2 separate regions of the Homo sapiens genome follow, and region 2 is linked to region 1. Evidence: read pairs that join two places in POLR2A ChIA-PET (ENCODE). Cell type or tissue: HCT116. All regions are shown on one strand. Each heading gives the region's core, and the rest is flanking DNA. Links, peaks and the distances in the headings are about the cores only. Region 1 holds the start of LINC01714 (long intergenic non-protein coding RNA 1714). Region 2 overlaps ERRFI1-DT (ERRFI1 divergent transcript).

Region 1 (16,616 bases), core at 13,751-16,250:
GAAGGGATTTCACCATGTTGGCTAGTCTGGTCTCGAACTCCTGACCTCATGTGATTCGCCCACCTCGGCCTCCCAAAGTGCTGGAGTTACAGGTGTGAGCCACGCGCTCGGCCCCTCTTGGATTTCTTAATACTTTTCTTTCTGACTTTGTGGTTTGTAAATGAAATCCAGTGGGACAAAGGATCTGCTGGCAGGAGGGCACGGACTGTGGGGATCAAGGACAGTTAGGGTTTCAGGGTTGGGACTCAAGCACCCTGCCCCTGGGCACCTGAGTCTGTGAGACTCCCAGAGATGTCTTTGAGAACCCCCCGTCCCAGGGAGCACACCATTCAATCACAAATAAAAACCACTGTGACAGGTGAAGGGAGGAAAGGAAAAAGCTTTTCTCCTGCTTTTGGAACCAGGAGTCCCGTGTTGTCGTGTTGCACGGGACCTGGCAGTGACATCGCTGGCTCTGCCTCTGGCCCCAACACATCCTCCAGTGTGTGTCTCTCACCTGGACGGGCTCTCCAGGCCGATGCGTTGGGATGCTGACTTTTAGAGTTTTGTGTGTGACAAAGCAGAGGACAAGCTTCCCCATCACCCAGAGGCCACTTGGTGGAGGAGCCGGGGAAGCTGCTGGCTTCTCGGGCTTTTGTAGTCATGGGTTGGCCACCGAAGCCCAAGGCCAACTGTCACCTACTCCAAGTCTTGACATCCTCATCTGCAAAAAGCAAAGAGATAACATGATTTTCAAGATGTTTTCTGGCTCTACGAATATCTGACGATTCCGAGTACACGATAAGGCTCATTTTCTGCTTGGGAAAACCCAGTGCTGGAGAGAACACAGGATCCCCCAGCTTCCCAACACCAGCCTAGGGAAATGATGTTCATCTGACAATGAAAATTTCTAGGGCCGGGGTGGTGACTCACACCTAGAATCCCAACACTTTGAGAGGCCGAAGTGGGAGGATCGCTTGAGGCCAGGAGTTCAAGACCAGCCTGGGCAACACAGCGGGACTCCCTCTCTACAAAAAATAAAAATAAGCCAGGCATGATGGTGTGTGCTTGTAGTCCCAGCTACGCAGGAGGCTGAGGTGGGAGCATTGCTTGAGCCCGGGAGGTTGAGGCCACGGTGAGTAGTGATTGTGCCACTACACTGCAGCCTGGGCGACAGAGTAAGACCCTATCTCAAAAAAAAGAGAAAATTTTAGAATTAGTGGCAGTGGAAAACGATGCAAAGGTTCCTATGTTTTGAGGTGCATCCTATAACCCAGATTTATTGTAGGAGAAATTTCATAGCATCTCAGATCCTAGGCTTGGTGGACAATGAGAGGGGAGGTTAATAAATATTCCTTCTGCCTTTGGGAGGGTAGAATAAAGAAGCTGATGTACAAATCAAAAATATTTATAACTAATAAATCCTATCAAAACCCTCACTGTGACAATGGGCCATAATTTTTGTTCTCTTTTAAAACTGCTATTGTCGACCAGCCGCGGTGGCTCACGCCTGTAATCCCAGCACTTTGGGAGGCTGAGGCGGGTGAATCACCTGAGGTCAGGAGTTCAAGACCAGCCTGGCCAACATGGTGAAACCCCGTCTCTACTAAAAATACAAAAATTAGCCGGGCATGGTGGTGGGTGCCTGTAATCCCAGCTCCTTGGGAGGCTGAGGCAGGAGAATCGCTTGAATCCGGGAGGCGGCAGTTGCAGTGAGCAGAGATCGTGCTACTGCACTCCAGCCTGAGTGACAAGAGTGAAATTCCATCTCAAAAACAACAAACAACAAAAAACAAAAAAACAAAAACTGCTATCATTGGGGGATAAATGGAAAACATGAGATGTAATTCATCATGGCGTCCTGCATTAGCTAACATTGTGTTGACGCAGAGCCCACCTCATGCTGACAGCTGCACGAGGTTCACGCACACTGGCTCTTTTTTTTTGAGATGGAGTCTGGCTCTTGTCGCCCAGGCTGGAATGCAGCAGCACAATCTCGGCTCACTGCAGCCTCCACATTCCAGGTTCAAGTGATTCTCCTGTCTCAGCCTCTTGAGTAGCTGGGATTACAGGCACAAAACACCAAGCCCAACTAATTTTTGTATTGTTAGTAGAGATGGGGTTTCACCACGTTGGTCAGGCTGGTCTTGAACTCCTGGGTTCAAGTGGTCTGCCTGCCTCGGCCTCCCAAAGTGCTGGGATTACAGGTGTGAGCCACCGCGCCTGGCCTCACGCACACTGGCTCTTATGTTAACATTCTCCCAGAGACCACGGAAATATGTTTAGAAAAGAAAGTTACAGATTGGCAGCAGAAGTCTCTGCTTCTGGATCATTATGTTAAGTCTAAAGACAACCAGAAAAGAAACGCTGCTCTGTGTCCCCGGTCATTGTAAAAGTCCCCAGCATGGAGCTCGTCAGATGACACTGCAATCCTATGGCCTCCAGGCAAATCCTTTTCTGAACTGAAAATGTGGTCTTTGGCCCCTCAAAACCAACTCACCGAGCCTGGGGAATACGACCCACTTATAATGTCCAAGACCTTCCTCTCATCCCAAGTTTATGACAATTTCCACCCATAATCAAAATTTCCTAAACTTACTTTCTGTTTTTTTGTTTTTTTTCATTTGGTAGAGACAGAGTCTCCTTCTGTTGCCCAGGCTGATATCAAACTCCTGAGCTCAAGGGATCCTCCCACCTCAGCCTTCCAAAGTGCTGGCATTTCAGGCATAAGCTACCGGGCCTAGCCTTACTTCACTTTTCTAAGAAACAGTATTATTACCTCATTAGTCAATAACGCTTATCCGCAGGGGAGGTACCAGGATCACGAAGGTGGTTTCCCAGGGCGAGGCTCATGCCCTGCACTCTGGATATGCTGACCCCGGCCATTTCTCCAAATGTGGGAAACGCAACTGCATCATTTGTGGTAGTTAGGGACTGCAATTCACTCTCTCCCCTGGTTCTAAATAAATCTATATTTTTTAAAAAAAGAATTGATTGGCCGGCCATGGTGGCTCACACCTGTAATCCAGCACTTTGGGAGGCCGAGGCAGGCGGGTCAAAAGGTCAGGAGTTGAGACCAGCCTAGTCAATATGGTGAAACCCCAACTCTACTGAAAACACAAAAAGTAGCCAGGCATGGTGGTGGGTGCCTGTAATCCCAGCTACTCAGGAGGCTGAGGCAGGAGAATCGGCTTGAACCGAATCTGGGTTGCAGTGAGCCCAGATCGCGACACGACAGAGTGAGACTCCATCTAAAAAAAAAAAAAGAATTGATCGGTAGTTTTAAAATTGGGAATATAAACTTAGTAAACACACAGGACCGGAAATGATGTTTAGTTGTGAGATTTCAACATCATGATGCATATTTTCCATATTTAAGACGTCTTATTTGTGTCTTTGGAAAAGGATTCTGATGAAATTGAGGATGTCAACATTTCCCTCTGTTGCCCTCCAATCGGATGAACGATCCTTCATGGTAAGGGTGTGACAGAGGCTGCTTTGTCTCGTTTCATACCAGGACCCAATGCTCTGAGACGACTCACTGGGCCCCACTGGGCAGAACTGTCTTTTAGGGTAGAGAAGAGTTGGGATTTCAGAAATTCTGTTTCAGAATGTCAGCTGGGTGTGGTGGCTCACGCCTGTAATGCCAGCACTTTGGGAGGCTGAGGCTGGCCGATAGCCTGAGCTCAGGAGTTCGCGACCAACCTGGGCAACACAGTAAAATGCACCCCCATCACTACTAAAATACAAAAAAAATTAGCTGGGTTTGGCGGTGTGCACCTGTAATCCCAGCTACTTGGGAGGGCGAGGCAGGAGAATCACTTGAACCCCAGAGGCAGAGGTTGCAGTGAGCTGAGATCACGCCAATACACTCCAGCCTGGGCGACAGGAGTGAGAGTCTGTCTCAAAAAAAAAAAAGTCTGGGCACAGTGGTTCACGTCTGTAATCCCAGCACTTTGGGAGGCCGAGGTGGGTGGATCACGAGGTCAGGAGATTGAGACCATCCTGGCTAACACGGTGAAACCCCGTCTCTACTAAAAATACACAAAATTAGCCGGGCGTGGTGGCGGGCGCCTGTAATCCCAGCTACTCGAAAGGCTGAGGCAGGAGAATCGCTTGAACCCCGGAGGTGGAGGTCGCAGTGAGCTGAGATCACACCACTGCACTCCCGCCTTGGTGGTAGAGTGAGACTCCATGTCAAAAAAAAAAAAAAAAAAAGAAATTAGCCATGAAGATATTTCCTCTTTTAATCTGAGTGTTTGGCCAGAGGTCCAAGATACCTTGACAGGAAGACAGAAGACAGAAGCTTCGACTTCAGCCCTCAGGAATTTTCTCTAATTGTACAGTAGGTGCAGGAATCTGGGGGCAAATATTTGTTGGAGAGCAAGAAGCCACTTTCTTCTCATCAAAGATGTGATTGGAAAAGATCCCAGGGTTTGCTTGTTGAGAAGGAGCTAGCCAATTCTGGGATCAAAACTTCTTCCACTTTTCCCATATTCACACATTGTGGAAAAATAACTAAACCTTTGTGTCTATTGGTTTTCCCAAGTGCAAGATCATAAAAATTATTTTAACCCATTTTATAGAACCGTTGCAAGGAAAACATCACCATGAGAACCACGTGAGAAGCTCTTTACTCTTAGCTGAAAGTTTCACCAATCCTTAAGATTGCCAGGCCCCAGGGGAAGCTGTTGTGTAAAGTTTCAGCCTCCAGGCCAATCACCTGAATAGGATCTACTATCAGAGCATTCGTAAATGTCATATTTGGGGGCTCTTGTGAAATAAAAGCGAGAGGAAACCAGACCAGTGTGTCTTCATGCCAGAGCCAGAACTTTCTATAGGGTGGGGCTGAATGAGGAAGCCAAATACTTCTGTCCCCTTCCTTGGCTCACATCAGAAAGTATTTTTATTTGGTTACATACACATTTTCTTTCTTCCCTTGGTCATGAATCAGAACATTTTATAGCTAAGAGGAGTTTTAGGGATATTCTAGTTGCTTCTCATTTTACAGACAGAGCAGGTCCTGGAGCCTAGTGGTACCCTTGTTTCCTGACTCAGACGCTGGTTCAAAGAGTCGCTGAGGCCAGGCCTGGTGGCTCATGCCTGTAATCCCAGCACTTTGGGAGGCCGAGGTGGGCGGATCACCTGAGGTCAGGAGTTCGAGACCAGCCTGGTCAATATGGCGAAACCCCGTCTCTACTAAAAATACAAAAATTAGCCAAGTGTTGTAGCGCATGCCTGTAATCCCAGCTACTCAGGAGACTGAGACAGGAGAATGGCTTGAACCTGGGAGGCAGAGGTTGCAGTGAGCCGAGATCACACCACTGCACTGTAGCCTGGGCAAGAGTGAGACCCTGTCTCAAAAAACTAAACAAAACAAAACAAAGAACAAAGAGTCACTGAGCTCAACCGAAGGGCAGTCCTGAACCTCTCTGATAGTCCTTGCACACGGTACCCTCCACAGGGCATGGTGGTACAGAAGAGCTTTCCTCCTTGCACTTTGTTGAACTGTCTCTTTTTGCAGGAGGCACCTGGCTCGCCCAGGTTCAGCCCCAGGGACTGAATGCCAACAGGCTGAGCTCAGGAAGGGACCTTCAGTCTGTGGCAAAGGTGGGAAGACAACCATGATTGATAGAGTCCAGCCGCGCGCACAGCGATTTCACATTATCGCATCGCCATCTTCACGGCAATCTTTGGAAGGAGGCATCTTCTTCCCATCCTCAACCAAGGCAAATGCAGCTGAGAAGCGTGAGCAGCTCCCCAGATGTATCCAGGCTTCAAGGCCAGATTCTGAGGGTCTAGGTCCTGCCCCTCCCCTGAGGTGGTATCAGAGAAACTGCAGTCCTGGGCAGGTGACCAAGGCAAGAACTCAGCCCAGGGAGAAATCTGGGACAGATTCCTGAAACTGGAGGAGAAGTCGGAGACTCACTTGAATGAACTAAGCAAAAAGCCAACTCGTAGACCTGGGGTGCAAGGGGGTGCGGAGCTAACTGCATGCTGAGCCCAGGAGTGGCGGGCCCCAAACTCCCTGGTTCCACCTGCGCCTGCGGCGGGACGGGATGTGTGCCAGGCACCCCCAGGCTTCCTTTCAGAGAGTTCAAGCCTAGCCTCTGTTACTCGTTGACTGATGTTCCCTGTCTAAAAGCCTTCTTGACTTCTAACCCCACATTTTGGGCTGAGTCAGCTGCCTTCTAAACTCCTTTTAGCACAGAACAGCTGGTCACTGTGCCCGGTCAGCTGATGAGAGGATCAACTTCACTGGTGGTCAAGGTAGGAGCAAGGCCACTAGGCCACCTGGGGCTGAGTCCTGCCTCCCTAGAATACCAGCCCTGTGACCTGGGCGGGTTACTAAACTTCTTTGTGCCTCAGTTTCCTCATCTGTAAGACGAGGGTAATAATAGGCAATAATAGTTCCTGTCTCATAGGGTTGTTTGTAGGTTAAATGTGTTAGTTCACGTAAAAGTACCTAAAACAGTGTCTGGCACAGAGGACACGCTCAAGAATGGCTATTTACCTTTCATCTCCGCACACACCTGTCAAAGCACAGGGCAGAGCACCCTTGACAGGACCTCACCAGGACCTTATGCAGGCAGGGGACACGCTGTCTTCTGAGTCAGGTCTTTCCATTTTTGGATGGCTCTGACTAAGAGAATTCCTCCTGTGTTCCGCCAAAATCCACCTCCCACTCATTGGTCCCAGCTCTGCCAGAAGGCAAATGTCAAAAAAATAATCTTGAAAGAGAAGACATAGAATGTAAATAATAACGATAGAATCGGGTTGAGGAATGGCAGCCACCCCTGCAGCAGCTCCTCTGACGGCTCTCAGCCCAGTGCCGAGCCCAGGCTGCAAAGACCTTTGAGTTCCATTTGAAAAATACCAAGCTCTTACTTCTCTGCTTCCTTTAGAAATGCATAAAACAGCTTCTCTCACCGTTCTTTTCATACATGCTGCCAGACTGGTATGAGATTGGGGGAAAAGTCACTCCGCTTGTGCAAAGGTGACCTCGCCTGGCTCACTACGTGCCATCCAGCCTGTAATCACTGCGCATGGAGGCGGGGTGGGGGGTGCTGGCCAGGCGCACATCCCGCCTCCTGTCTACAGAGCCTTTCTGACGTCACATGTAAATTCACAACCCGTGAGTCCCTTTCCTGCTGTCCCCGGCATGGTTATTCAACACTGGGGCATACTCTGTGTTATAAGAAAAATGCAGAGAACAAGATGGATTTGATAGCTTAGCTCTTTGAATATTTCAAGTCTATATCAATTAAAACTTAGGCCTCCTGCGTCAGCTGCTTGGGGCCAGGAAGGAGTGAATGGGTCCCACGGCACTCAGGTGCAAGAATTGTCGCATTATGCTTCTAAATCAAAGGTCATCTGGCTTTGGTGTCCTGCAGGACAAGGTGGGAGGCAATGTCAGCCACTATAAGGTAGCTTTGTCCCTCCAACTCTTCATCCGAGAGACTGGAACAGAGGAAGGGGTCTCGTTTCTAGGGTACAGCAGCCACCTCCCTTTCCCTGGCCTCTCAGCTGAGCACTGCGTCGTCGTGGGCCCTGGGGGTCCCAGAGCCTCTCCAGAGTTCTCCAAGGACTTGGCCCCAGAAGACCCAGACGTCCCCCTCAAAGTCAAGCAGGCTTACAAGTGTCTGCAGCCCTCACCCTTCCCAGCAAGGGTGCTATGTGCAGTGGGGCCCTCGTTCCTTTCCCGGTGTCCCCTCCCCAAACCCCTGAACACAAGCTCTCAGCCAGACCTGCCCTCTGCCACCTCGCCAGGGGCAGTCCCATTAATCTTCCGCCAGAGGCCTAAAATAAAAAAGCTTCTTACCTCCTGACCCCAAGGGGTATGCATAAGAAGCTGAGACCTTTCAAAATCACCTCTGAGGGAGAGGGAGGGATGGGGAGAGGAAAGGCTCTGCATTTCTCAGAGGCCTGGGCAGGGCAGGACCACAGGAAAGAAACAAACACCCAGGATTCTGCTCAGGGATTCTCTGTACCCTCATCCAGTGACTGCATTCCATTCAAATTAGCGAAGCCTGTCAAGACTCTCGGAAGTCCATGTTATTATTCCACCTTTGGGTCCCGGTGACAATCAAGATTACCCTGGGCCGGGCACAGTGGCTCATACCTGTAGTCTCAACACTTTAGGAGACTGAGGTAGGAGGATTGCTTGAGCTCAGGAGTTCAAGACCAGCCTGGGTAACATGGCAAAACTCCTATCTCTACTAAAGATGCAAAAAATGAGCCGGGTCAGGTGGTGCGCACCTGTGGTCCAAGCTACTCGGGAGGCTGAGATGGGAGGATCGCTTGAGCCTGGGAGGTGGAGGTTGCAGTGAGCAGAGATGGTGCCACTGCACTCCATTTGGGGCAACATACTGAGACCCCAACTCAGGAAAAAAAAAAAAAGTTTACCCTGAGCATAACTTCCAGGCAGGCTGGTTCCAGGGGATCGAGCGACATCCCATGAAGTCAGCACTCCTGACCCCGGGGGACAGCCAGGCCCATCACCCCCGACACTCCGTCCTCTGTAATATTGGGCCGAGGCAGGTCAGCCTCGGTTCCTCACAGCTCAGAAAGAAAAAACCAGTTTGGTTGACACATTTTGTGCTTCCTGCATTTTAAATGTTAGCTAGTGCCTATGTGACATCCTCCTCCCTGTCCTTCATTCCTTGACATCAGGCAACTGAAAGAACTGGAGTCCCCCACGGGCTCCCGATCACCAGGGTGGCCTGGCCTGTCCTCCAGGAACCCCTGTTGCCTGACTCTGCAAACCCCTACCTCCTGGGGCCTCTGGGCGCAGCAGGGTCATGCTCACCTTCCCGCTCCTCTGGCCCCTTTGCTCCAGGGCCCTTTCTCCTCCCCACTCCCCGCAGGCACACATCCAAAGGTTCTGACCTTGGCCCTCCTTCCCTGGGTCGTCACCGCTCTTAGTTTACTGAGGGCCTGAACTCCCTCCTAAATCAACAAGGGATGCTGACTTACCATGTGGAAGGCCATCCTGGGTACCCGACCCTCTCTCCACCACAGAGCCCTTTCCAACCTGTCCCAGCTGCATGTTCACCAAGCTCCTGCCGGGGACCCCTCCAGACACCCTCTCCATTCCCAAGTCACGGAAGGCTCCGGGGAGACGCAGGGCCCGGCCCTCCCACCATCATAGACTCAAGCTGCTGGTGTTGGCCAATCTTTTTATTCACCTTCCATTTTCCGCCTAGCAAAATCCCCCAGCTCCTATTATGGGTGGTCTTCTGCTTGGCTTCCGAGGCTGCTGCCCACTGTCTTCCCCAGAAAACTATGCACAGGACCCAGCAATGGAGCCCTCGTTCAGCATGGGCCCTGAGCCTGCTCCATTCAGCTCAACATATTGCTGCTTCTCCATTGTCTCTTCTAACTTCCAGTCTGGGGAAGGCCAAGATCACTTCCTCTCCCACAGGCTCTGCCCTCCACTTTCTCAGACCCTTTGCTTTTTTTTGTTGTTGTTTTTTTGAGACCAAGTTTCACTCTTGTTGCCCAGGCTGGAGTGCAATGGCACGATCTTGGCTCACTGCAACCTCCGCCTCCTGGGTTCAATCGATTCTCCTGCCTCAACCTCCCAAGTAGCTGGGATTTCAGGCATGTGCCACCCACACCCAGCTAATTTTGTATTTTTAGTAGAGGGGGAGTTTCACCATGTTGGTCAGGCTGGTCTCGAACTCCTGACCTCAGGTGATCCACCCGCCTCAGCCTCCCAAAGTACTGAGATTACAGGCGTGAGCCACCGTGCCCAGCCAGACCCTTTGCTTAATCTCAGCTCGGCCACTGATGACCTGTGTGGCCTCAGTCTCTTTGAGCCTGAGATTCCGCACCTGCAAAGGGGGAACATCCCACAATAAGGACAGAAATCATCACGCAAAGTGTGCAGCACTGAGCCTTGTGCAGAGAAGTGTTTAATCCATGGGAGCTGTCATGATGATTGTGATGGTGACGAACTTGCCCTGATAACCTGTGGATCAATCCAGAAGGTCTCTCCTTTCCCTCCGTGACATGGACACATGCAGGCAGGCAGAGTGTGGCTATGCCAGTCGTGGCACGGCCCGCACTCCAACACCTTTATATGCATGAGATCAAGTTGAGGTGCTTCCATCTCCTGCGGTTGAAAACGCGTTCTTCCTGTAATCCCAGCACTTTGGGAGGCCGAGGCGGGCGAATCATGAGGTCAGAAGATTGAGACCATCCTGGCTAACATGGTGAAATCCCGTCTCTACTAAAAATACAAAAAATTAGCTGGGCGTGGTGGCAGGCGCCTGTAGTCCCAGCTACTCGGGAGGCTGAGGCAGGAGAATGGCATGAAGCCAGGAGGTGGAGCTTGCAGTGAGCCGAGATCGTGCCACTACACTACACTACAGTCTGGGCGACAGTGTGAGACTCCGTCTCAAAAAAAAAAAAAAAAAGGAAACGCATTCTTTCCTCTTTTGTGTCCACAAACTCCCTATTACTTGACTCTTCCAATTGTTCATGGTGTGCAGAATGGCGGGGCTTGGTAAGATGATGGCCCCAGCTCTAAATGCTCTGCCCGTCTTCCCCACGCTTGTTTCTGTGCCCTCCCACTGCTGAAGAGATTGCTGGGGTTTCCTTGAGTATCTACTGTGTGCCAGGCACTATGCTAGATGGTGAGGATGAATATGAAGGAGGAGGAAGAGGAAGAAGGAGGAGAAGGGGAGGAGGAAAGTGGGGGAGAGGGCTCTTGGTTACTAAGCACTTTCGTTTTTTTTAAAGATGGAGTCTCACTCTTGTCACCCAGGCTGGAGCGCAGTGGTGTGATCTAGGCTCACTGCAACCTCGCCCCCTGAGTTCAAGCAATTCTCCTGCCTCACCTTCCCAAGTAGCTGGGACTACAGGTGCATGCCACCACGCCTGGCTAATTTTTATATTTTTAGAAGAGACAGGGTTTTGACATGTTGGCCAGGCTATTCTCGAACTCCTGATCTCAAGTTATCCACCCACCTCAGCCTCCCAAAGTGCTGGGATTACAGGTGTGAGCCACCGTGCCGGGCCTACTGAGCACTTTCTATGTGCCCGGCACTGTCCTGAGTGCTTTACACATAAGGACTCATTGGATTCTCATAACAGACCCGTTTGCCTCTCAGAAAACTCCAGATGGGGTGCAGCCACCATCCTCATTTTACAGCTGCACAAAAGGGCTAAGTTGCCCAAGGTCACGCAGCTCATGAGCAGAGAGGCCGATGGTGATCCCAGTGTCCCCCCTGCAGGGTCTGGATGCCCAGTCCCTGCAGTGGCAACGAGGCACACCCTGACCCTGGGGATCACTTTTCGTGGAGAGGACAGGACAGACCAGGATGTGGACACGTGCTTTGAAGTTACAGAGCCAGGCACTGTGAGACCGCATCTCCGCCCCCGTAAGGATGAGCAGGTGGGGAGCTGCGGTTAGACTCGGACCTGGGAGATAAGAAGGCGCCTGTACAAGGTGTGGGCGGAGGAGCTTCGGGTGAAGAGGGGTGCATGACTCAGCACTCGGCCATCCTGGATCAGGGCCCAGGCCCGCCAGGAAAGCTGCAGGGACGGGTGATGAAATTCAAGTGTGGATTGTGGGCTGGATAAGGGCATTCTGTTTATGTTGGATTTCCTGATTTTGATCATTATACTGCATGTATAAGAGAGTATCTTTTTTTTCTTTTTTCTTTTTTTGACAGCGTTTCACTCTGTAGCCCAGGCTGGAGTGCTCAACTCACTGCAACCTCCACCTCCCCAGCTAAAGTGATCCTCCCACTTCAGCCTCCCGAGTCATGGGACCACAGGCACGTGCCACCACACCCAGCTCATTTTTCTGTATTTTTGTAGAGATGGGGTCTCGCCATGTTGCCCAGCCTGGTCTTGAACTCCTGGCCTCAAGCAATTCTCCTGCCTCAGTATTGGGAATTACAAGCATGAGCCACAACACCCAGCTGAGAAAATATATATAAATATATATATATTTTAATAAAAAATATTTTCTTTCTTTAGAGAGCAAAAAATCATCAGCTGAGAATATCTTAATTCTTAGGAAATATACACTGAAGTCTCGAGGGCCACAGAGCCTTCAAATCCCTCTCAAATGATGCAGAAAAGATACGAAAAGAGAAAGAAAAAGAGAGTGGCCAGACGCAGTGGCTCATGCCTATAATCCCAGTCAGGTGTGGTGGTGTGCACCTGTAGTCTCATCTACTTGGGTGGCTGAGGTGGGAGGATTGCTTTAGCCCAGGAGGCAGAGGTTGCAGTGAGCCATGATCTGCCACGGCACTCCAGCCTGGGGGATAGAGCCAGACCTTGTCTCAAAAACAAAAAAAAAAAAAGGAAAGAAAGAAAGAGCTCCCTCCTCCCCCTCCTGCTCTCCTTCTTCCTTTCTTCTTCCTCTCTCTCATCTTCATGTTACTCCTCCTCCTCTTTCTTCATCTTTTTTTTTTTTTGGAGACAGGGTCTTGCTCTATCGCCCTGGTTGAAGTGCTGTGGCGGGTCATGGCTCACTGCAGCCTTGACCTCCCAGACCCAAGCAATCCTCCCAACTCAGCCTCCAGAGTAGTTGGGACCCCAGGTGTGCACCTATGCTCGGCTAATTTATTTATTATTTGTAGAGACCGAGTCTTCCTATGTTGCCCAGGCTGGTCTCGAACTCTTTTGCTCAAGTGATCCTCTGGTCCTGGCCTCCCCAAAAGTGCTGGGATTACAAGCGTGAGCCACCGCACCCCGTCTCCTTCTTCAATTTTGTCTAACACCTTGCCTGGCATATAGTAGATACTCAATAAAATCTCTGTTGGATGACTGAGTTTAGGCTGAGGGAGAGGGAGAAGAGGGAGGCAGGGAAGCAGGAATGTCTGGGTCCTTCTTAGGCTCTCATTTGAGTGTCCTCATCCATTCTCCTGATGTTAACTTTTCACTGCCAGAATGGTGACTCCTAAATCCACACCTCCAGCTTGGCCATGCCAAACCTATATTTAGGATTACTTGGCAGAGGGCACGTCCTTCATACCCCACCATTATCAGTGGGTTCAGTGTCCCAAACTTACCCTTCCTCTTTCTTCCTAGCCAACCCTATTTTGCCCAGGTCCCTCACCATTCCTGCAGGCTCCCAGAAACCTCTAGAAACTGGAATTCCTGCAGTGGCCTCCTGCGCGGGCAATGTGACCCCCCCATCCACGGTCCTTAGATTCGTGGACATTTACAGCCAGTCTGATTTTCCTGTGACACGCTGCTCTCCTGCTACTTAAGAATATATTCCCATTCATCGTTCTCTCCTTTCTGATTCTTTCTCACAAGTCTTTTTCTTTATTTTATTTATTTGCTTATTTTTTATTTTTTATTTTATTTTATTTTTTTTGAGACAGAGTCTCTCTCTGTCACTCAGGCTGGAGTGCAGTGGCGTTATCTCTGCTCACTGCAACTTCCGCCTCCTGGATTCAAGCAATTCTCCTGCCTCAGCCTCAAGAATAGCTGGGACTATAGGAGCACGCCACCACGCCCGGCTAATTTTTGTATTTTTAGTAGAGACCAACATTTCACCATGTTGGTCAGGCTGGCCTCAAACTCCTGATCTCGTGATCCACCCATCTCGGCCTCCCAAAGTGCTAGGATTACACGCGTGAGCCACCGCGCCCGGCCTATTTATTTGTTTATTTATTTATTTATTGAAATGGAGTCTCGCTCTGGAGTGCAGTGGTGAGATCTTGACTCACTGCAACCTCCATCTCTCAGGTTCAAGTGATTCTCCTGCCTTAGCCTCCCAAGTAGCTGGGATTATAGGTGTGTGCCACCATGCCCAGCTAATTTTTGTATTTTTAGTAGAGATGGGGTTTCACCATGTTGGCCAGCCTGGTCTTGAACTTTTGACCTCGGTGATCCACCCGCCTTGGCCTCCCAATGTGCTGGGATTACAGGCGTGAGCCACCGCACCCAGCTTTGATTTTTGTATTTTTAGTAGAGACGGGGTTTCACCATATTGGCCAGGCTGGTCTCGAACTCCTGACCTCTAGTGATCTGCCCGCCTCACCCTATCAAAGTGCTGGGATTACAAGCAGAGCCACTGAGCTCAAGTCCCTTTCTTCTCTTCTAGCTGTATCAAAGTCCTTGGAGGCAGGCACGAATCCTGTCCTGGGTCCCTCTGGATCCCCCATGGTGCCTTACACATGGTTGGATACAGATATGTAGCAGCAGGAGTTCAATTGATACCTAATCGATTCACTGGTTTTTCCTGATTTCTGAGTAATTCAGTTATACCAAAAGAAATCCTCATGCTTACCTTATGTTGACATTAGATGGGAATAAAAGGACAGGATTGGGACCCTAAGCTATTTAGGGTTCCTCCTCGGACGTGCCCTGAGGGCAGAGGCAACAGCCTTTATGTTCACCCAGGAAGCTCTCTGAACCCGAGGTACTCAAGGCTCATTCTGGGTGGTCCTGTATTTTAATGTTTCCCAAAGAAAGGGTTCTAAAAAGGATGACATTGCTTTTGGAATATACATTTATTTCTGCAAATGTTCCAAAACTCCAGCCTGGTTTAAAGCATACTCCCTTGTTGTATTCCTACTTCCCAGCCCAAGACACGCATTTTTGATATCATAGCAAACAGTGATAGATTCTATTTCTAGTTGCTTTAAAAACAAGTCTCATGGCCGAGTCACTGTTCAAACAAGGAAGGGCGGGGTGAATAAGCTTCCTTATGTCATCTTGAGTAAGGTCATCGTCGCTAAATGTCTCACAGCCCCCAATCCCATATATTTAATTCCCTCTCTTGATATTTCATCATTTAAGCCCCTGAAGGAGAGAATGATGTAACGCCCAACACACGCCAGAGTCGCCTTTTGGAGAAGCAGCACCAAGCATGGGCAGAATGCTGTAGCCAAGTTTGCTTAGGCAAATATTCAGGTATCTGTTGTCGTTCGAGTTTCCATCTGAGATGCAGGTTCCTAAACAGGTTTCATGGAGGTTTGGATCTCTCTCTTCCATCTATTTGAAGTTTTGAACTTAAAAGCACTCTTCGAGCCCACACAAGATGTACGTGCTAGAGCCTCTCTGTCATCAGGGGATAGGTACCAAAGCATTTATATCCTCCCAGAACCACAATAATATTATCCAGGACCACTCACTGTCAGCAGACTTTAAAAAACTATAATGTAAACTTCCTGTTGTGATTTTAACCAGTTTCCTCTTGTCTGATTCTCAGGGGAGATGGTAAACAGTTCATCTGAGCTTTCTGAACAATGGTTTAGCCTCTCTATAGGAACGTAACATGGCCGACCCTTCTATAGGCCATCTGCGTTGAGTTGTTTGTCCAGGTGCAATGCATTTTTCTTGTTAATTCACAAGTTCTTCTCTGGTCCCTTTCGAAATCAGGACATCTACTGGCAACTCACGGATCCAGGGGAGAGAAAAGTGTCTTGGTCCTAGAGGGGTGTTCAAACTATGATTTATGATCAGCTTTGCCTTTCCCATCAATCACTGTGCAAACTTGGGAATGTGAGCAAGGAGGGAAGTATATCACTACAGACAGCTTTCCAGTACGGTGAGATTTTTGAGTTATAAAATATAAACTAAGAACAGTGACATCATGTTACATACCATAAATAGTCAACATTAACTTTATTTTTCAGTTTATTTATTTATTTATTTATTTATTTTATTTATTTTTTCAAGACAGGTCTCACTCTGTCACCCAGGCTGGAGTGCAGTGGCACGATCTCAGCTCACTGCAACCTCCACCTCCCAGGTTCAAGTGATTCTCCTGCCTCAGCCTTCTGAGCAGCTGGGACCACAGGCACACACAACCACGCCTGGCTAATTTTTGTATTTTTAGTAGAGATGGAGTTTCACCATGTTGGCCAGGATGGTCTCAAACTCCTGACCTCAGGCGATCCGCCCACCTCAGCCTCCCAAAGTGTTGCGATTACAGGGGTGAGCCACCTTGCCCAGGCTCCAGATTTTTTTTTTTTTTTAATAAGAAGAAAAACTTTATTTCAAACAGGCTCACTGGTGTTTATGCTACAGCAAAGGCTGGTTGTAACAGGCAGTTTCATTACAAACTTGCACTGATTGACAAATGTGAAACTATTTAGCAATGATCGATTTCTGCTCAAGTGTAGATTAAATCTACCAGTATGTCAACTTTGACATTTATTATGGACCTTACTATTTACTAGTAGAGGTTAATTTTTTTTTTTTTTTTGACAGTCTTACTCTGTTGCCCAAGCTGGAGTGCAATGGCACGATCTCAGCTCATTGCAACCTCTGCCTCCCAGGTTCAAGTGATTCTCCTGCCTCAGCCTCCCTAATAGCTGGGATTACAGGCGCCTCCATGCCTGGCTAAGTTTTGTAGTTTTAATAAAGATGGGGTTTCACCATGTTGGTCAGGCTGGTCTCGAACTCCTGACCTCAGGTGATCCACTTGCTTTGGCCTCCCAAAGTGCTGGGATTACAGGCGTGAGCCACCACACCCAGCAGAGGTTAAATTTTTATCACAAAATATGAGAATAACCTAACAGTTTCTACTAAAGTAATGAGCTGTGAAATTTATTCCCCATTATTGCTTTGAAAATATACCCCTAGGTTGATAAGAAAAATTCTGACGTCAACCCAATATATTATTTAACTGACCATCAGCTTGATGGTCAGTCCTCTTC
Region 2 (16,616 bases), core at 6,583-9,082, 150 kb after region 1:
AATACCTCCATTTAGATACTGCTGTATTTTTTTAATTTTTAATTTTTGTGGGTACATAGTAGGTATATATATTTATGGGGTACATGAAAAATTTTGGTACAGGCCTACAGTGTGTAATAATCACATCAGGGTAAATGAGGTATTCATCACCTCAAGCGTTTATCCTTTGTGTTACAAACAATCCAATTATACTCTTTTAGTTATTATTTTTTCTTTTTTGCAGGGAGGGGTTGAGAAGTCTGAAGGTAATGGCATGGGAGGGGGTCTTTAGTTATTTTAAACTGTAGAATTAAATTATTATTGACTGTAGTCACCCTGTTGTGCTATCAAGTACTAGATCTTATTTATCCTTTCTAATTATTTTTGTGCCCATAGATAATGCTGCCTTAAACTTAAAATTATGTCCATTAGGTTCTTGGGTGTGAGAAAAGTACGACTGGGAAATCCGTCATCCCACTGGTAGTGGAGGCTGAGTCTCTGGATTGGTCAGGCTAAGTGTATCCTTGCCAAAGCTCAGGCCCCTTCCTGGTGGAGCAGGGCTTGGCTATTCCATAGCAGCTGTTGCTCTCCTTACGGGAACTTTACATAAGTTCTTTTTTTCTTTTCTTTCTTTTCTTTTTTCCCAAAGTCCCTTTGAGAAATCTCATTGCATCTAAAATTCAGGTCCAAATTTTTATTTCAGCAGCCTCATCAAATTAAAAACTGTGTAAAATCCATTTTTAACAAACGATGGTCCTCGGACTCAAATGAGTTTAAGTGGGTGTTTGGCAGTGTCAGGGATTTCCTGTCTCCTCTGTCTGATGAAATCTCTAGTTATAATATTGTTATGTCACCAAGATTCATTGCTTGCCAAACCTCATCTTAGACATTTATGTGGGTTTTCCCAAATACCCTTCAGCAACTTAAATCCTAGATGTTATTGCCAGCTACCAGGGAAATTAAATAGGGGATACAGGAAATATAAAGTGACTAACAGTTAGCAATTGCACAACTCTTTCTCATGGGCATTTTCCATGGCTGGGAAACAAACTTGAGGGGACAGTGGAACACAGAAAATATTCACAGACATCCTGAAGTTCAGCGTCTACAGACATATGGAGAAATTTCTGGTTCTGTTCCTGGAAGGGCTGAATGTTTTAGTCGTAACTTCTGTGCCTGGGGCTTGTTCAGTTGTATCTAAGTAGTCATGATTAAACACAATTGGAATTGTGTTTTACCAAAGGTCGATGTTTAAAAGTTTTGCAGGTATACAATCACCTTTCTCTCATTAAAAATAATGAATTCATAATCATTTGAAATTAAGAACTATCAAAAGAAACAATTTACACCTTCCTAGTCAAGCGTAACATTCCACAGACATTTGAGATTGTCTGATACCTTCATGAAAAACAGAAAACCTAGGTCATAAATGCTAATTTGTTGTCTACATACAGAATGGAAATAATGTTAAGAGATTACCAAGGGTGGACGTTACTCAGCAATGTGACAAAACTGCTGGAGATGAGAAAGCCTGGGAAGGTTGTGTAATTCTTAGGGAAGTAAAGGACATGAACAATGTCAGCTGTCTGGGACCATATGCTCAAGTACATGAAAACAAAACCACTGAAGGTCAGAAAACCTAACATGAAAACAGAATGCGAACCTGTTGGAAATGGACTGAAACAATCCATTCCACAAAATGGAAAACAGAATATTTTGTCCAGGAGCCCTTACTTCTGGAATCTCCTCTATTTTTATAATAGGAATCAACACCCTTACTGAAAACTTCAATTTTATAATAGGCTTATTTAGTCTTAGATTTTTCTGTGGGTTGAATTTAATCATTAATTTCAATATTAGTATATGAATGTACTCAACACAGGGAAGTCTTAAAAGTTGACAAGATCGATCTCTTTCTCTCTCTCTCTGTGTATGTATCTGCAAAAATGACAAAACTTTTTTTTGTTTGTTTTTTGTTTTTTGTTTCTTGTTTGAGACAGTCTCTGTGTCACCCAGGCTGCAGTGCAATGGCGCGATCTCGGCTCACTGCAACCTTCATCTCCTGGGTTCAAGCAATTCTTTTGCTCAGCCTCCCGAGTAGCTGGGACTACGTGAGTGCGCCACCATACTGCTAATTTTTGTATTTTTAGTAGAAACGGGGTTTCACCATGTTGGCCAGGATAGTCTCAACTCCTGGCCTCAAGTGATCCGCCCACCTCGGCCGCCCAAAGTGCTGGCATTACAGGCATGCGCCACCACGCCCGGCCTAAAACTTTTAAAAAGAGAACTTGTTATTTGTGCAAAATATGCTTATCTAAAATCTGTGACTTATATCCTAGAATAACAAAGCATTTACCTATTTGCCAGAAATTTCGCTAGACAAGAAAACAGTTTGCTCTGTCATCTATTTTTGTAAAGGTTTTTCCTCATTTTAAACTATTTATATTAAGGCATGTAATCGCAAAATAAGTAGCATCTGCTTCTTCTGTCCCCATTCATCCTGCAACTAACCAAAACAAGGGGAAAAACTCAGAATCTATGAAGTCCTGCTTCTGTGAAATGTTCTTTGTAGCCAATAACTCCATCTCAAAACCTAACAAACCATTGAACTCCATATTAGTCCACCCTCCAGAATACACATTAGAGCCAGATGGAAAATCACTGGCTAAATTAAAACACACTAATTGGGCATCAGATTTCTTCTGAAAATGACAAGGTATCGTGTGGGTGTCGGATGTATGACTAAGAGGAAATTCATTCTTTCTGTACAAATAAATCATTCAGATTCACTTTACTAAACTTTCTTTTTTTTTTTTTTTTTGAGACAGAGTTTCGCTCTTATTGCCCAGGCTGGAGTGCAATGGCGCGATCTCAGCTCACCGCAACCTCCGCCTCCCGGGTTCTAGCGATTCTCCTGCCTCAGCCTCCCAAGTAGCTGGGATTATAGGCATGTGCCACTACTCCCAGCTAATTTTCTGTTTTTAGTAGAGACGGAGTTTCTCCATCTTGGTCAGGCTGGTCTTGAACTCCCGACCTCAGGTGATCCGCCTGCCTCGGCCTCCCAAAGTGCTGAGATTACAGGCGTGAGCCACTGCGCCTGGCCTCATTTTACTAAACTTTTTTATTGGCTGCTGGAAAAGATTAAATAGGTTGCGGAAAATTTAACCGTTCAAACATTCAAAAGGCTTATTCAGTGAATGGAAACAAGAATCAGTGTCATCGGACAGCTAAATCATTTCTAGAGAAGATGTGTTCCTTTGCAAAACAATTCTAGAAAATCAAGGACTATATCTGACATATGGATACATATAGATGTTCTCACCTCCGCATGCATACATGCAAAAATTTTTGCAGTCAGAATAATATGCCAAAACTTTTAAAGAACAGATTTTTTTTTTTTTCCTGAGATGGAGTCCCGCTCTGTCGCCCAGGCTGGAGTACAGTGGCGCGATCTCAGCTCACTGCAAGCTCCGCCTCCCGGATTCACGCCATTCTCCTGCCTCAGCCTCCCGAGTAGCTGGGACTACAGGCGCCCGCCACCACACCTGGCTAATTTTTTGTATTTTTAGTAGAGACGGGGTTTCATAGTGTTAGCCAGGATGGTCTTGATCTCCTGACCTCATGATCCGCCTGCCTCAGCCTGCATTAAAGAACAGATCTTAAGACTCTGTTCTAGGCTGGGTGCAGTGGCTCACGCCTGTAATCCCAGCACTTTGGGAGGCTGAGGCAGGTGGATCACCTGAGGTCAGGAGTTTACGACCAGCCTGACTAATATGGTGAAACCCTGCCTCTACTAAATACAAAAAAAAAATAGCCAGGTGTGGTGGCGCATGCCTGCGATCTGAGCTACTTGGACGGCTGAGACAGGAGAATCGCTTGTACCTGGGAGGCAGAGGTTGCAGTGAGCTGAGATCGCGCCATTGCACTCCAGCTTGGGCAACAGAAAGATAAAAAAGGAAAAGACTCTGTTCTAACATTAATTTCTAGTTCACAGCATCACCAAAAACACACTGCATACTTGTATCGTTTTTTAGAGATGGGTGTCTCATTATGTTGCCCTGGCAGGAGTGCAGTGGCTATTCACAGCCTCCATCATGGTGTGCTACAGCCTTGGATTCCCGAGCTCAAGCAATCTTCCCACATCAACCTCACAAGTAGCTGGGACTACAGGTGTACACCACCACGTCCGGCTCTCACACTATACCAAATTAAACTTATGCTTAAAGAAGTCCCATCAATATATGTATTTGGGTTCATGAATTGCAATGAATATGACAGTTTTCTGTTGTAGATTTCATGGTGATTCAATGACTCAACCCTTCAAATTTTGTTCAGAATAGTTGACCTGAACATCACTGATTATGTTTATGTAGGCCTTAGAAGGCTACGTATTTCTCAGCAAGGTGATCAAGGTCAACATCAATGGTGATAAATCATGTTACTGCATTTATCCATGATACGATGTCATGAAAATGGAATTTTACCTTTGTGGTCTTCCTCTCAAAAACTGGTAACTCCGGCCGGGCATAGTGGCTCATGCCTGTAATCCCAGCACTTTGGGAGGCCGAGGTGGGTGGATCACGAGGTCAAGTGATCGAGACCATCCTGGTCAACATGGTGAAACCCTGTCTCTACTAAAAATACAAAAATTAGCTGGGCATGGTGGCACACACCTGTAATCCCAGCTACTCAGGAGGCTGAGGCAGGAGAATCGCTTGAACCCAGGAGGCGGAGTTTGCAGTAAGCCAAGATCCTGCCACTGCACTCCTGCCTGGTGATATCCATAGAAACCCTCCTGGTATGGAATACTTCAACACTGCAAGCAAAATATTTTTTAAATCTTTATAAAGGTATGACTGAACTGACAAAATAGTAAGTGAAATCCTCAGAGGCATGACAGAGAGAGAAAGCATGACACCAACTGGGCAAGAAAATGATGAAGTTGGCATCTTCCCTGAGGGCATCTGCCAATTCCCGATGGCCTAGAGCAGGAGTCAGCAAACTGTGGGCCACATCCAGCTTGTCACACATTGTTGTAAATAAAGTTTTATTGGAACACAACCACTCCTATTAATTTATGTATTGTCTATGGCTGCTTTCATATTACAACCACAGAGATGAGTAGTTGTGAGAGAAACCATATGGCCCACAAAGCCTACAACGTTTACATCTGGCCCCTGACAGAAAAAGTTTGCTGATGCTTAGCCTTGAGTTTTAGTAGGTTGAGTTTGTGGGATTTGGGAGACAAAGCCTGGGACCTAATCGAGTGGGATGCCAAAAGAAAGGCTGCATAAAGTTGGGACCCTAGAAAATGTTTGCCCTGAAGAAGGGGATAGAGGGAATACTTGCTTACTCATGTCTTGGCTGTGATAGAAAGAAAAAAGTTTCCCTGAGAATTCTTCACCAAAAGTTCATCCTTACACAGTAATGAGATATCTGGGCCAGGCGCAGTGGTTCACACCTATAATTCCAGCACTTTGGGAGGCCAAGGCAGGTGGATCACCTAAGGTCAGGAGTTTGAGACCAGCCTGGCCAACACGGTGAAACCCCGTCTCTATTAAAAGTACAAAAAATTGCCCAGGCATGGTGGTGAGCACCTGTAATTCCAGCTACTCAGGAGGCTGAGGCAGGAAAATCGCTTGAACCCAGGAGGCGGAGGTTGCAGTGAGCCAAGATCACGCCACTGCACTCAAGCCTGGGCAACAACAGCAAAACTCGAACTCAAAAAACAGAGAGAGAGAGAGAGAGAGAGAGAGAGAGAGAGAGAGAGAGAGATACCTGTGTGCTGGCCCAAAAAACACTTCTAGCCAAAAATTTAGTTTATTGAAGTGATCTGGCTAAAAGTGGCTCTAGGTGTCTAGCATAAACCAACTCCAATCCTTGACTTCTCACAAATAAAGTCCCAAAGAATATAAGCTTTGAATCAAAAAGCACAAAACGCATGAGGAAACACTGCTGAGAATGACGTTTACTGAAAGTAAAACTAAGCAGAATAAACAAACTGCCTAAGTAAACCCACAAAGACCTCAGATGTTGGAATTATTAGATAACAAATATAAAATATAAGGTTTACTATAAAGGCTACACATGGACATACAGAGGGGAATAATAGACACTGGAGACTCCAAAGATAAGAAGACGAGAGGGGTGGGTGAGGGATAAAAAATTACCTAATGATAATTTTCACTATTTACCTATTGGTACAATATTTTACTCTTCAGGTGATGGGTACACTAAAAGCCCAGACATCACTGTTACACAATATATCCATGTAAGAAAGCTGCTCTTGTACCCCTTAATCTATAAAAATAAAAAATTTTGTTTACAGTAATTAAAGAAATAAAGTATCAGAGAAGGAAAAAATTATCAAAAATAATCAAGATGTATTTGATTATTTTTGATATGTGATTATTTTTAGGTGCATTTGAAAAAAATACATCTAAAAATGACAAATATAATAACTCACATTATAAAGCCAATTGATGTTAAGTAGCAGATATAGCTGAAGAGAGCAATAGCAAACTGGAAAATAGATTTGAAGAAACTATACAAAATGTAGCACAAAAAGAGAAAGAAATAGAAAATACAAAAGAGTTAAAAGACACCAAGGACAGAGTAAAAAGATCTAATACTTATCTAATCAAAGTTATAGCAGGAGAAAAAAGAAAGGGAAAGAAACAACGAAACTCCGTCTCTACTAAAAATATAAAAATTAGCTGGGCGTGGTGGTGGTGCACACTTGTAGTCCCAGCTTCTAGGGAGGCTGAGGCAGGAGAATCACTTGAACCCAGGAGGCAGAGGTTGCAGTGAGCCAAGATCTCGCCACTGCACTCCAGCCTGGTGACAGAGCAAGACTCCATCTCAAAAAAAAACAAAACAAACAAAAAAAAAAAACAGAAGTTTAAATTCTGGACAAAAACATGAAAATTGGGAGGTGGAAGAACATGAAAATTAGGAGGCAGTGATGTGAATTAACATGTTCTTAAGTGTTTCTTGTATTTTTCAGGAGAGTAAAGATACTAGCTTTAGACTTTGCTATGTTAAGCATTTCACAATTTCTAGGTAACCACCAAAAAAGAGAAATAGAGGGTATAACTTCCAAATTGGGAGCATGAGATGAGAAAAAAATGCAACGAGTAAAGAAAAGATGCAAGAAATGAGAAAGAAAAACCCTTAAAATCAAGACAAATAGACAGTTCAAAATAGCATGGTATAAATGATTGAAATTATCAGTAAAATATATCAGTAATCATAATAATTATAAGTGAACTACACTCACCAATGGAAGACAAAGATTTTTTTAATCCAGCTCTGCGCTGTTTATAAAACAGACCAAAAACTTAAGGACACCCAAAGAGTAAAAAGAAAATTTTAGAAAAAAATACACCAAAGTACTAACCAAAAGAAAGCCATTGTGACTCCAGAAATATCAAACAGGCCAGGCGTGGTCTCTCACGCCTATAATCCCATCACTTTGGGAGGCTGAGGCAAGCAGATCACTCAAGACCAGGAGTTTGAGACCAGCCTGGCCAACATGGCAAAACTCTGTCTCTACTAAAAATACAAAAAATTAGCTGGGCATGGTGGCACACACCTGTAATCCCAGATACTCAGATGGCTGAGACACAAGAATCGCTTAAACCCAGGAGGTATAGGTTACAGTGAGCTAAGATCATGCCACTGCAGTCCAGCCTAAGCCACAGAGTGAGACTTTGTCCCAAAACAAAACAAGACAAAACAAAAAAAGAAAGAAAGAAAGTAAAGAAAAGAAGTATCAAACAAAATAGACTTTAATGCAAAAATTATTACTAGAGATAGAGGCTTACTACAAATTAACAAAATGTTGGATTTATCAGACAGATTTAACAATTCTAAACATGTATGCTCTGAATAATATAGCCTCAAAATATCAAAGTAGAAACATCAACAAAACTACTAGGAAAATGGAGTGAGGAAGGATAAACTAACAACAGAGAGAACAAAAGGAAGTTTCCATGATGAGCTACCCAGATCCCCAATGAGTTATGAAAAGCCTTATTCCTCAAGCTCCTGGGAATGCTGCCAGAACATGGCCCTTAGCTGTCAACCCTGTTTGGAGAGTGACTCAGCTGAAGAAAACTGCCTTTTCCAAGCTTACTCTTCCTTCCAAAGGCAAGCCATATCAATGACTGACCAATAAGAGTTAGAGGAAAAAAGGTCCAGCTCTCTTGCCCAAGTTAGGACAACTCCAAAGGGTCAATCCTGTTCCAGAGCTTTGCATGTAGTTAGCTAAGGCCTATGTCGTACATGGATCACAACTTAACTTCTCCCTCTGCCCAATTCTTTTTCCTCACCCTTCCTTCAACACTCTAATAAATGTCCTCCATGTTCATCTCCATCTCAAAGACTGCTTGCCAAGAAGCCAGTCTGCAACAAATATCCAGGAGAGATGCACTGGTAAGAAATTAAAAATATGGGATTAAAGGCCAGGAGAAAAAAAAAAAAGGGACTACAGGCCAGGAGAGAAAATGGGACTACAATTAGATTTTGGTGTAATTTACATAGACATCATAATAAAAGCTCAGGAATAGAATGAGATGACTAAACTAAGGAATAAGTAAAGAAAGCCTCGAAGACGCCAACATCTAAGCATACAAGGAAGAGAAGAATAAATGACCGAGCAGGACTGAGGAGAGGTATCAAAAGGTGTGACGTGTAGTGTTACCGAGGTCAAAGAACAGAAAACTTTAAGAAATTTGTAAGTGAACAGAGTCAAATGCTGTACATAAGAAAATGGCTGTTGTGGACACTTGATGTATGCTGACAATATCCATTTCCTTTTTTTCCTAGTCCATTCTTCAGTCTTACTCTGGGAAGCTATCACCTCCTCTACTCTTAGTCCTCCTCTACTCTTGGTCCTCCTCTGCACTTGAGCCTCAGATGGATTTGATTCTCCCCCCATGGTTCCAAATGAGGTCCCACATTCAGGCTTGGCCAATTGGAACATTGCACTCCCCTGGCCTTCAGTTTCGATTTGTGAGAATCAGGCCCAGGGTTTTTGTTCAAACTATTAAATAAGTTGTTTTTAAAATTTTTAATTAGATGATCCCAGGGTTTGCTGGCAGCCATCATGCCACCAAGGAACCTCAAAATGAAGTCAACACAAACATGGATAAAGCCAAAAGTTAGAGAAAGTCTTGCCCTGCATGATGTCATCTGAACATGTGAACAAAGCAATGTGTGCAGCGACATCCTAGTCTTCTCCAGTACTGATCCACTGAATTCCTTTTTTTATTTATCCAATTTGAGTTGGGTTTCCTGTCACTAAAAAAAAGTCCTAACTGATAACATGAGGATAGATATTCCATACTCAATTTTGTATTCTACTTTTTAAAAAAACTTTTATTTTAGGTTCGGGGTACATGTGCAGGTTTGTGTTATAGGTAAACTTATGTCACAGAAATTTGTTGTACAGATTGTTTTGTCAGCCAGGTACTGTGTTTGACTTTTTTCACTGAACATGATCATGAAAGAATTTGTGGTGGTTAAAAGGAAACTAACTGCCTAGGTTGGAATCTAGTTCCTAGCTGTGTGACTTTGAGCACATGACCTAACCTCACCTTGTAAACTGGGTACAACGATAGGATGTACCTCGTAGGGTTGTTGTGAAAGTTAAGTTAATATATGTCAAGCCTTAGAACAGTATCTAGTTCTTAGTAAATGCCACAAAAGTGTTAGCTATTATTAGGCATTATTCTCAATTACAAAATGTTCATAATCATATTACTCCTAATTATAAAATTCTCATTAGCATATGAATAGTCTGTATTTTACTTGGCCAGTTGTCCTACTACCAGGCCAGTTTTTCACTCTTATGAATAACACCATATTGAACCTCTTTGGGTATAAAGCTTTCTGTATTGTGATTACTTCCTCAGTTTTTTGCTGTTTTTGAGATGGAGTCTCACTCTGTCGCCCAGGCTGAGTGCAGCAGCGGGATCTCTGCTCACTGCAACCTACACCTCCCAGGTTCAAGCGATTCTTGTGCCTCGGCCTCCTGAGTAGGGATTACAGGCACAAGCCATCATGTCCAGCTAATTTTTGTATTTTTAGTAGATATGGGGTTTCACCATGTTGGCCAGGTTGGTTTTGAACTCCTGACCTCAAGTGATTCACCTGCCTCAGCCTCCCAAAGTGCTGGGATTACAGGCGTGAGCCACTGTGCCTGGCCTATTTCCTTAGAGTGCTGGTAAAAATACTGGTTCAAAGAGTTTATTTGATTCTCGAAAAATTTTAAGGAGGTAGAATCTACAGCCTTGGTCTGATGAGGCTTCTTTTCCATTTTTATATCAATTAGGCTGTTTGTATCCACCTGAATTTTCCATCCTATAGTTTAAGCTTATGGCCAAGACAGTCAACAGTGGTGCTGTGTGCTATAAGAGATACAAAAGAAATCATAATCTTCACTAGGATCATATACTCTAATGAGACAGGACAAATGCATATAAAGAATTAAAGAAAACTTCAAATAGAAGCAAAGTTCAAATGACTAGAAATTTTTCTGGATTTTACTTTGAAAAAGTAGAAACCATTAGAAATATATGTAGTAAGATACTCAGTAAATGTTTGTTGAATGAATGTAATGGTTACCATGGATGTCCTGGGGTACCTTCTGATGCCTCAGGATGGTGTGCACTAATAGGAAGTCGATTTTATTATATTTCTAAGTCAGTGAAAACTAAGATTTTGTTACATTTTTTTCCCAGTTTTTATGAATCACAGCTCCCTAAGGTTAATGACTTAATTACACTTATTTTACAAGAGAAAACAACACAGGAATGGTCATGTGTCTTAATTACACACACACGCCTGTTCTAGGAAAAAAAAAAAATCTGGCTGGGCGCGGTGGCTCAAGCCTGTAATCCCAGCACTTTGGGAGGCTGAAGCAGGTGGATCACTTGAAGTCAGGAATTGGAGACCAGCCTGGCCAACATGGTGAAACCCTGTCTCTACTGAAAATACAAACATTAGCCAATTGTGGCAGCGGGCGCTTGTAGTCCCAGCTACTCGGGAGGCTGAGGCATGAGAATCACTTGAACCCAGGCAGCAGAGGTTGCAGTCAGCTGAAATTGCCGCTGCACTCCAGCCTGGGCGACAGAGCAAGGCTCTATCTCAAAAAAAAAAAAAAAAAAAAAAAAAAAAAAAAAAAAAAAAAAAAAAAAAAATCTGACACCTTTAAGATATCAGGCATTTACAGTCATTATTTTTAAAAGTATAATTTGGAAAGAAGATTACTTTAATCCCACAGTCTTAGATGGACTGAGGAAGAGGTCAGAAACAACTCAAAAGAAATTATGGTTCCAGATGCATTGGCAAATTTAATTCAAGGATCAATCAATATTCATCTGACCTTCATAAATGATTTGAAATTTATATCCTTTCTTATAAAAGGAGTATTAAACCCAAAGTCCTGAGTTCTAGTGGTGTCTCCATTAGATATCTGTTGCTTTTGCAATGTTGTTGACTCCAAGAGACAGATCATGGATAGGAACCTGTATTTCCCAAAATAAGACTGCCAGCCAGCCACTGTTTCTGTTAACCTCAGTGGCTGAAGACCAAAGAGCTGAGCCTCTGAGTGAGCTGCCCTTCATCCCTAGAATCCAGGTTACTAACCACAGGGATCTCTGCACAAGCTTTCTTGAGTAGTATGAAACCAGGTTGCCCATCTCTACCCACATTTTCCACAGGACTGCTGAAATGAAGCATTTTGGAAAACTTACTGTGCTTCATATCTCTCTTGCCATTAGGTCTTCAGCTAAGTTATAAGCCCCCCTGTTTATCAGGGGGTACCATCTCCCATACTCCAATGCCCAGCTCCCTCCATCTCCTACTCAGTAAACTACTGCACCATCGTTCACCCAGTTATTTAAGCCAGAAAGCTGGAATCATCATTTATTTTATTTTTCCTTCATTTCTCATGTGCAAGTTACCATTAAGTCCTGTCCATTCTAGATCCAAAATTTATTTATTTTATTTTAATTTTTTGAGACAGGTTCTCACTCCACCACCTAGGTTGAAGTGTAGTGGCATGATCTCCACTCACTGCAGCCTCGACCTTCTAGGCTCAAGTGATCTTCCCACCTCAGCCTCCCAAGTAGCTGGGAGCTGGGACTACAGGCGGGCGCCACCACGCCCAGCTAATTTTTGTATTTTTAGTAGAGACGGGGTTTCACCATGTTGGCCAGGCTGATCTTGAACTCCTGACCTCAAGTGATCCTCCTGCCTCAGCCTCTGAAAGTGCTGGAATTACAGGCGTGAGCCACTGCGCCCGGCCTAAATCCAAAATGTAAACCTAGGATCAGTGTTCGTGGAACCTTTTTGCTCTGCTCCATTCCAAGTACCACAACTCTCCCTCAAGCCATCAGTTCTCACTTAGACACAGGCAATAGCTTCCTACGTGATTTCAGACTGACCTCCTCCAAGTTTCTCCAACACACCAAGTTCTCTCCTATTTTCTGGCCTTTATTCCTGCTGTTTCTGTACCCAAAGTGTACTTTCCCCAGGCTTTCACCTGGACAGCTCCTTCTCACACTTCAGGTCTCGACATGTCATCTCCCCCAAGGTTGCCTTCCCTGTCCACTCAGTCTAAAAACTCATCTCCCGCCACCACCCCATTGCCCTCTGTTTCAGGACTTTCTGAGAGCACACTACTTTTAGAATGACTTACTGTATTAGTTACGGTACTCTAGAGGGACAGAACTCATGGAATATATATATACATATATATATACATATATATATATATATATGGGAGTTTATTAAGTATTAACTCACATCATCACAAGGTCCCACAACAGGCCATCTGCAGGCTGAGGAGCAAGCAGAGCCAGTCCAAGTTCCAAAACTGAAGAACTTGGAGTCCGATGTTCGAGGGCAGGAAGCATCCAGCACGGGAGAAAGACTAAGGCTGGGAGGCTAGGCCAGTCTCTCTTTTCACATGTTTCTGCCTGTTTATATTCTTGCCTTGCTGGCAGCTGATTTGATTGTGCTCACCCAGATTAACGGTGGGTCTGCCTTTCCCAGCCCACTGACTCAAATGTGAATCTCCTTTGGCAACACCCTCACAGACACACCCAGGATCCATACTCTGTATCCTTCAATCCAATCAAGTTGATGCTATTAACCATCACACTTACATATCTGCTAATTATGTATCATATTTCTTCCCCATTAGACTGTAAGTTTCACAGAGGCAAGGGTTAGACCCATTTTGTTCACCAATGCACACTCAGTGAGTGGTAGGACAGTGCCTGGCATGCAGGTGCAGTTTGTCAGTACTGGTTGAATAAATGAGTGAGTGCTTTGAGATTCCTCTTACGAAAGACTTTTGTCTTAGGTAAGACAAGTTTTTCTACTGGGCACACAGGACTTACCATGTGCCATGAATGCAACAAATTCCTACATTCACCACCTCTTCACTGAACGCTTCCCCCACCTGCTTGCTCCTGACTCATACTTTGTTCTATGGGGACCCAGCTTCCCCAGTGGTCTCTCCAGCTGAAGCGGTGCCTTCTCCCTTTCAGATGCTGGAAGGCAAACTCGCTCCAGGACCTCACTAAAATCAACACAGCAGAAGAGGACCCACTAGCTTCTTAAAGAAAACAGTTTAGTGTGACAGTCGTAGGAATGGAGAATTAACAGAAGTACAGAAAATGAACTACATACATTAATTTTACAACCTAATTCAGCCGAGCATGGTGGCTCACACCTGTAATCCCAGCACTTTGGGAGGTCAAGGCGGAAGTATCCCTTGAGCCCAAGAATTCGAGACCAGCCTGGGAGACATGGCAAGATGCCATCTCTACAAAAAAAAAAAAAAAAAAAAGTTTTTTTAAACAGTAGTGGGACATGGTGGCACACCACGTAGGCCACACCTGTGGCCCCAACTACTCTGGAGGCTGAGGCGGGAGGATCGCTAGAGCCCAGGATCAAGGCTGCAGGGAGTGTTTGCACTGCTGCACTCCAGCCTGGGCACAGAGTGAGACTCTGGCTCAAAAAATAAAAATAATAAAAATTAAACCTAATTCACAGCTTTATGGTTCTGTGACATGGCTAAAAATCATTTTCCTACTCAATAATTTTTTTAAAAAAGCAAAATGCAAATATGAATAGTTCAGTAAAACTCAACTAACACTGATACTTTATTTTTTATTTTATTTTTTGAGACAGAGTCTTATTCTGTCACCCAGGCTGGAATGTAATGGAGCGATCTCAGCTCATTGCATCCTCAACCTCCTGGGCTCAAGCAATCCTCCCACCTCAGCCTCCTGAGCAGCTGGGACTACAGGCACGCACCACCATGCCCAGCTCATTTTTGTATTCTTTGTAGACAGAGGGTTTCAACATGTTGCCCAGGCTGGTCTTGAACTCCTGGGCTCAAACAACCCTCCTGCCCTGGCCTCCCACAATGTTGGGATTACAGGCTTGAGCCACAGCGCCCGGCCTTGACACTGATACTTTAATAATTTTACCCAGTTTGTGTTCCTCTACTGGCCTGGTAAATTTGTTTCTTTAATGATTATACCCAAATTTGCATACCTTGGTACACAAATGTTTTACTCTCCTTAAATTGTTCGATAGTTTAACTGTGTTGTTTTGTTCTTTCTAACTTCAATTATGTAAAAGCTTGTTTTAAAATTAAAAAGCAGCTTTTTGTACCTAACATTCTCTGAAAGGCAATGCCTCTCCAAAAATCTGTGCATATTTCTCTCTACATCCCCTTCCTTTTATCCTGTCTGTTTCATAATTCCTGCCAGGGGGCCAGGTGTGGTGGTTCACACCTGTAATCCCAGTACTTTGGGAGACCGAGGTGGGCAGATCACTTGAGGTCAGGAGTTCAAGACCACTCCGGCCAACATGGTGAAACCCCATCTTTACTAAAAATACAAAAATTGGTTGGGCACGGTCGCGGGTGCCTGTAATTCCAGCTACTCAGGAAGCTAAGGCAGAAGAATTGCTTGAACCCAGGAGATGGAGGTTGCAGTGAGCCAAGATGGTCCTACTGCACTCCAACCTGGGCAACAGAGGAAGACTCCATCTACAATAAATAAATAAATAAATTTTTAAAATAAAGTAAAATAAACATAATTACTGCCAAAGACTGGTGCAAATGTCTGTGTCCCCGAGTTAGGAGAATTGATGCCCTAGCCGGAAATGATAACTCAGAACTAAGAAGATGGCCCAGCACTCCCCAGACCCAAGTTCTAAACTTTCTGGTCATACAATGCCTCTGGCAACAAAAGAATCTCTCCAAAATGCAAATGTCAACTTTCGCTGTCCACCGGAACCTTGTTAATGACTACTCTACTTTTAGCAGGAAGTCCAAACTTCTTAACACTTCCGCAGTCAAGTAAAATCTGGCCTCTAGTTAACCTCTCCAGCCTCATTCCTTACCTTCATTTACAGTGAATTTGGCTTCCTCGGACATGTCACATTCTGAACATTTGCTCTTTACCCTCCTAAGAACATCCTTCTTCCTTTGTTGTCCCCCTGTCCACTCTGAATCACCTTTCAATTCTCGCGGTTGGTGTCTATCCTACGTACCCCCATAGCACCCCACAGGCTCCTATCACAGCATGACATCACAGCTTCCTGTGTTCTTACCTATAGCTCCCACTGCACTGCAAGCTCACTAAAGACAGTGATGGAAACTCCTGCATGCTGCTGGATACTAGCATAGGACTGTCACATAGGAGGAGCCATATATATATATGTAATTTTTTTTTAGATGGAGTTTTGCTCTTGTTGCCCAGGTTAGAGTGCAGTGGCGCGATCTCAGCTCACTGCAACCTCCGCCTCCCGGGTTCAAGTGATTCTCCTGCCTCAGTCTCCCGAGTAGCTGGGATTACAGGCGCCCACCACCATTCCCAGCTAACTTTGTATTTTTAGCAGAGATGGGGTTTCGCCATGTTGGTCAGGCTGGTCTTGAACTCCTTACCTCAGGTGATCCACCTGCCTCGGCCTCCCAAAGTCCTGGGATTACAGGCGTGAGCCACCCTGCCCAGCCTCAATAGACATTTATTGATGGATAAATGAATACATGTATGAATGAGCAGTTAGAAATCCCAAGAAGTGTTGGCATTCATTCAGCTTTTACAACATTACTGCATCAAGTCATTGAGTATATCTGTTGTCCTTATACATTCCAGAGAAAATTGTAAAGCTGTTCCTATCAAAAGGTTCTGCAAGGACTTTATGTTAAATAGATTTATGTATAGGCTAAATGTGTTTTTTAAAGGAAACATGTCTATGGATGTTTATGACTATGGGCTTAGAAGTAACTGCTCACAGACTTACGGTTACTTGTGAGCTTGCCTTCAGGAATGCTAAGAAGATTCTCTGTGCCCTTAGCATATCTCCCCTATGGATTGCTGGTGCTATCAACTAATACACAGCCCTTTCTTTGTCTTAAGGTTTTATAGTCTCTTAAGTAGAATACTGCAGAGTCAATTAAGACATTTTATCTTATAAGTCATTTATGCCCCCTGGGATTTAAGGAAACAGCCTTCTGGACTAATTAAATCATGTATACTATCAAGCAATCAAGAATTTTTCAATCTTGCAATCACAGATGTTCAAAAATCTCCCAAAGAATATGT

What was found. ChIA-PET counts read pairs that join two places held together with the same protein. Peaks named below come from ENCODE experiments on the same cell type or tissue, not always from the same donor. Only the 100,000 strongest peaks of a DNase experiment are listed, where the experiment ranks them.
Region 2: POLR2A ChIA-PET joins it to region 1 with 32 read pairs; 6 of 35 experiments call an interaction of 5 or more read pairs at or near these places.

Annotation. Positions count from the first base shown.
Region 1 is chr1:8,192,754-8,209,369 of GRCh38, reverse strand. It overlaps LINC01714 (long intergenic non-protein coding RNA 1714), which reads right to left and starts at 698. Exons shown (of 4, transcript NR_125998.1): 1 at 497-698. It also overlaps the pseudogene EIF2S3P1 and the pseudogene RNU1-7P. In HCT116, for the core only: no CTCF peak of the experiment used is centred there; a DNase peak (open chromatin) is centred at 14,709; H3K4me3 peaks cover 422 bases; H3K27ac peaks cover 2,500 bases.
Region 2 is chr1:8,032,235-8,048,850 of GRCh38, reverse strand. The region is part of intron 2 of ERRFI1-DT (ERRFI1 divergent transcript); the gene reads right to left. Among named protein-coding and RNA genes, the nearest start is that of ERRFI1-DT, 14 kb to the right of the region's middle. RefSeq lists an enhancer at 1,865-3,064 and a silencer at 7,948-8,242. In HCT116, for the core only: no CTCF peak of the experiment used is centred there; a DNase peak (open chromatin) is centred at 8,050; H3K27ac peaks cover 2,500 bases.